Regions from separate parts of the Homo sapiens genome. Here region 2 is linked to region 1. The links are chromatin loops, found by intact Hi-C in ENCODE. Cell type or tissue: CD4-positive, alpha-beta T cell. All regions are shown on one strand.

Evidence for each region. A loop is a pair of places that touch in the nucleus more often than their neighbours do. Peaks named below come from ENCODE experiments on the same cell type or tissue, not always from the same donor. Only the 100,000 strongest peaks of a DNase experiment are listed, where the experiment ranks them.
Region 2: a loop joins it to region 1, with 9 times the contacts of the local background. A loop is called at or near these places in 83 of 110 quality-filtered maps.

The regions. Positions count from the first base shown.
Region 1 is chr15:74,372,578-74,375,077 of GRCh38, reverse strand. No RefSeq gene overlaps it. Among named protein-coding and RNA genes, the nearest start is that of LINC02255, 5.3 kb to the left of the region's middle. RefSeq lists enhancers at 1-411, 893-942 and silencers at 543-602, 1,203-1,252. In CD4-positive, alpha-beta T cell, CTCF peaks have their summits at 1,034 and 1,241 (motif pointing left); DNase peaks (open chromatin) are centred at 607 and 1,247; H3K4me3 peaks cover 1,341 bases; H3K27ac peaks cover 578 bases.
Region 2 is chr15:74,767,593-74,770,092 of GRCh38, reverse strand. No RefSeq gene overlaps it. Among named protein-coding and RNA genes, the nearest start is that of CSK, 13 kb to the left of the region's middle. RefSeq lists an enhancer at 1,982-2,500. In CD4-positive, alpha-beta T cell, CTCF peaks have their summits at 837 and 1,042 (motif pointing right); a DNase peak (open chromatin) is centred at 1,092.

The sequences.
Region 1 (2,500 bases):
TTACCTGAGCTTTTATAGCAACCAGGTGGGGCCACATGTTGTCCCAGCCTGGTCCCCTGCTCCCATGGACCTTGCGAGAAGCGAAAGGACAACCACAGAGGGTGGGGGTTCTGTGCTGGGCACTGGGTGTGCAAAGCTGTATGTGATGTAACCGTGGACCTTGGAGAGAGGTTTCTTTAAGGGAAAGATGAGGATGGAGCGGGGCAGGGGGCAGGATAGGAAGGAGCCTGGATACCTACCTGGTCTGGCTGCTGGGAGGTCAGTGAGAGCGAGGGGAGGGGCAGGCCAGAGTACTGGATTGGAATAGTCCCCGGGCCCCCTGCTGGGGAAACTGAGTTCTGGGAGGGACAAAGCTGTGCCGCACACCTGGCTACCTGAGGGACCCTGGAGCTTGGTCTGTCGCAGCACACCTGTGTCTGCGGGCAACACGGCCGATGGCCACTCCAGATGCTCGATCAATTCTGCAGCTTAGGCCAGTCTCAGAAGGCTCCGCAACACCTGCGCCAGGTCTCTGCGCCTTCCCCACGCGTTCACGCTCCAGGTCCTCACGCCTCTCAGCCCTGGCCTTGGTCCCGCCCCCTCATGGCCAGCCAATCCGAGAACCCCAGCAACCCCCTCGTCCAATGCGGCGCCTCCGGGTCCGCGCCCGCCCCGCCCCCTCCACCGCAGCCTCTGTAGGTGGATGCTTTCCGCTGCTCCGGCCGCCGGCGCCCGAAGCCAGCATCCCAGCTGCGGCCCCCACCAGGAGGTGCTGGAGGGGACTGCGGCTCGTGCCCCGGAGCCAGTCCTAGGCTCCGGAGCCAAGCGTGTCTCCCGGCCTCGTTCCCAGGATCTCCCTTCTGGAAGCCGCACCTTCTTCTCGTGCGCCCTCCCCACGGGCAGGGGATACATCCCGGAAGCGGTGCAGGGGAAGGCTCTGTGGACAGGGGCGCGGGCTCTGGCTTCAGCCCTGTTCTGGCTCTCCTGGATCCTCCCCTCAGGCCCTCAGCCTCCTTATCTGACAAACGGGGATTTGCGGCTGCCGGGGTTGGCTCTGGGACCATTTAGCCTACAGTGCGAGTTCGGACGGAACGGACCATGTAAACCAAATAAGTCCACTGTGGGCTGTGGCTGGCTCTCCCACTCCTTTCCTGGCCCCCCGGTAGGGCCCAGACTCAGCCCGGGGCCCCCAGTCCCCTGCCTCGCGAGCCCACCTCCTTCCTGCACGCGGGCGGCTGGGTGTCCGAGCCCGGCGCTGTTGCTGTGGGCTTTGGCTCCACCTAGTGGCACAAGGTTTGATCTGAGAGGCGCCGGCTGAGGCTCTGGAGTGAAGGAAGCGGTATCTGAATGGCTGAGAGAGAGACTGGAGCAAGGACAAAGTGGCATTTCTCTGCCTCAGCTTCTGCCGCAGACCTGGCTGAGGGTGGCCTCAGTCCACTCCGCCCTCTGGTTCCGAGGGGAGGCTGGGGTACTGTGCACTTGCCTGTGCTACTGTGTTAGCTTTTTCATGTTCTCCTTGTGGGGTGCTGTCCTTGTGCCACGTGGAAGCCTCTCATAGCCCGCTGGCCCCATGCACACCTGCCTGGAACACTGAGGCTATAGTCGTCGAATAAGTGTGGGCCACCGCTCTGTGGCCGACTATGTAAACCAGGCAGGTGGCCCTTCCCCTCCTGCCCCCACTACCTACTGTCCCCAGGAGGGAAGAGGTGCCCATGCCAACCTCCGTGGCTCACTGGTCTTGAATCTTAGTGCCCTTAGCAGCCCCAGCCACTGGTTGCAGTAAGAAGCTTCTTGCTTACATGACATGGCATGGCATGGCTTCTGTGCCCTTGTCTGACTGGCCCCATCCTCTTCCTCCTCTGGAACTGGACTCTGTCTCCATGGTCCAGCCACGATGGGTGTTTTTCCTTATGTGCCTGTGTAAAGGGGTGCGAGGTGTGTCAGGGGGAGGACAGGGAAGAGCTGTTGGCCTGGTTACTTATGTACTGCCCGCTAGAGAAGCCCGCAGCGGGGGCCTCCCAAGGGCCCATGTGAATATTTCACAGCTGAAGAAAAAATGATTGGCTCTCAAATAAGAACACTGCAAAATGGAAATCAATAAATTCTTAATCAAGTGTCCAACTGTAACATTATATCAACCTCATTAACTGTTAAATTTAGTATTCATAAAAATTTCATTACATCTGAAAGAATGTGTGGGCTAGGTTTTTCTCATTTCACAAGAATTCCCAATTGTAATTTAAATCAGTCACTCCTAGCCAAATGGTTTCAAGAGCAAAATTATAAATATCCTTTCAAAAACTTTACAGCAAATTTTTAATATTTTAACATGTTTGCACTGAGGAAGTGAAGTGAAGCTGTAAAAATAAAAATGAAGCTGAACGCGGTGGCACGCGCCTGTATTCCCAGCTACTCAGGAGGCCGAGCCAGGAGAATTGCTTGAGCCCAGGAGTTCAAAGCCAGCCTGGGCAATGTATAGAGGGGGACAAGGAGCCACAGTGTGCACCCAGGCAGGGAGTGC
Region 2 (2,500 bases), 400 kb before region 1:
TCTGCCCAGTGGGCATTAGCACATCGCTATCACAGCGAGCTTTAAGGACTAAGTGGGACAAAGTGCCAGGAGGGACCTGGCATGGAGCAGGTGCTCGGGGAACTTCGGCTGATTCTCAAGTGAAAGCAGAAGCAAGGGGGCAGCTGGACTGCAGCCATCTCCAAGATCCTGGAATTTAATCCCTTTGAATATAAGATCCCTGAGAAGAGGCAGGTGGAGGTGTAGGTCCGTGAAGAACTGGCCGCTCTCATCCCTGTGCCTTTGGCACACCTGCAACCCTCGTTTTCTCACCTGTTGCTCCAGCTAAGTGAGCAATGTGAGAGTCCCAGGAGGTTACAAATGGATCTGCACCATCAGTGTTCCCAGTGCCCCAGCACAGAAAATATAATGAATCAGCCTTGAGGGTAGTGAGCTCTCTGTTCTTAAAAGTATGAGAACAGAAGTTGAACTCCTGGCAGGGAGTTAGATGAGGAATTGGTGTTTTTTTTGTTTTGTTTTGTTTTTTTGAGATGGAGTCTTGCTCTGTCACCCTGCCTGGAGTGTAGTGGCGTGATCTTGGCTCACTGCAACCTCTGCCTCCTGGGTTCAAGCGATTCTCCTGCCTCAGCCTACTGAGTAGCTGGGATTAAAGGTGCCTGCCACCATACCTGGCTATTTTTTTTTTTTTTTTTTGTAGTTTTAGTAGAGACGGGGTTTTACCCTGTTGGCCAGGCTGGCCTCGAACTCCTGACCTCATGTGATCAGCTCGCCTCAGCCTCCCAAAGTGCTGGGATTATAGGTGTGAGCCAGCACGCCTGGCCTGCACGAGGAATTTCTACTCCAGGTGGGTCTATGAGGACCAGGCTGGGGAATGAGAGGAAGTGGGGGGCTGTCCTCTGGCCACTCTTAGTGGCTTCTCTAGAATTTCTGCATAGGACTGACTTGAGACTTGTCTTGAAGTTGTATTTGCAAAACAAAGTCGCTTATTCCTTAGGTTGCCTTTTTATTTGGGGTGGGGTCCCCAAGACAGTGGGTAAAGGCTAGCAGCTATGAGAAACATGTGTTTCTCTAACTGCCCACGAGGGGGCAGCCTACACTGCATTTTCGGCTCCAGTTCTTGGCTGGGGAGAGTGACGCGGGCAGATCCTGACATGAGGACAGGGCTGGGGGCTGATGGATTGGGAAGAATTGGGCATCAGATGGGTGTGGGGCGGGGGCTATTCTTCTCCCCATAGATCACAAGCCCGACTTTTTTGGGGTTAGGAGGAACAGGCAAGGTGGGAAGCTTTCCTTTCAACAGTGAATCCTGCCACTGGAAAAATTTAGTAGAATTTGAAGACCACGGTTGTAGCAAGCGTCCAGGAAGCGTTTCAGCTCGACATTTCGGGACAGATTCCTGCCTCTCCGGGGCAAGGAGCACGTGACAGCATGGCTGCTGGGAGGAAGGGAGCCCCGCACATTGTGCACATGTACCCTAAAACTTAAAGTATAAATAAATAAATAAATAAATAAATAAATAAATAAATAAAAGAAAAGCCCCCAGAGGGCGGCCCTGAGCTCACATAGGACAGTTAAGCAGGGGACTTGAGGCACGGTGGTGAGCTGGAGCTCCTCTGTCATCCCCTGGGTGGGAGGAACCTGGTGCTGGCTTGTGTGTAGTGCGTATCTACCCACTTCAGCCTCCCAAAGTGCTGGGATTACAGGCTCATTGCAGAGCTCCTGGCCTTTTCCCCGGGCAGCCACTCGCAGCAGGCCCAGTGACATCCTGGGTGGATGAGGGCAGGGAACCGAGAGCGGCTGGAGGGGAAGGAGATGGGATAGGACCATTTCTGGAAAGAATGGGTGGATTGGTCACTCAGAGAACAGCAGAACCCAGCCCTTCCAGGAACCATCCCCAGAAGCCCCTTCTGGCTCTGGATGGGCTTTTCTAGATGGGGTGCTACAGGGGTGAGCCCGATGTATATGTGGCTGCCAGGACTCCCCACAGTCCCCTGAGTCTGAGCCCCTGTGCATCCGCAGCTTATGCATGTAGCATTATCAGCGCAGGATGCTCACACTGGTTTAGCACAGTGCGCCTGTAGGCACCGGGAAGTTCTGACTCTCCCTTGGAGTGGGGCCTGGAGCCCCTCTCTGGGTGAGGGGATGGCCTCACCTCTCTCTGGGTGAGAAGGCAGCCCCTTCTCAAACTCATCGGGTGCATCCCTGGGGACACAGGGCAGAAAGACCCATGACCCCCTTTGGGCTCCAAGTTGGGGGTGCAGGGCAGAGGCCAGAGAGCTCAGCCAGAGCCTAGCAGACCCCAGGCGGGCAAGGAGGAAATTATACCGAGTCCCACCCACTGCCTGTTTGCCCAGCTGCAGGGGAGCCTGGCAGGAGCCAGGATAGGATTCTGCAGCCCTGGGGCAGCAGGGACTAGGAGGGGACTGGCCTGGCAGAATGAAGGCTGGGTTTTCAGCCTTGCCCGTACACCACCTTCCTGGAAAGAAGACCTTCTTCCCAGGAAAAGAAAAGCCCCCGGAGG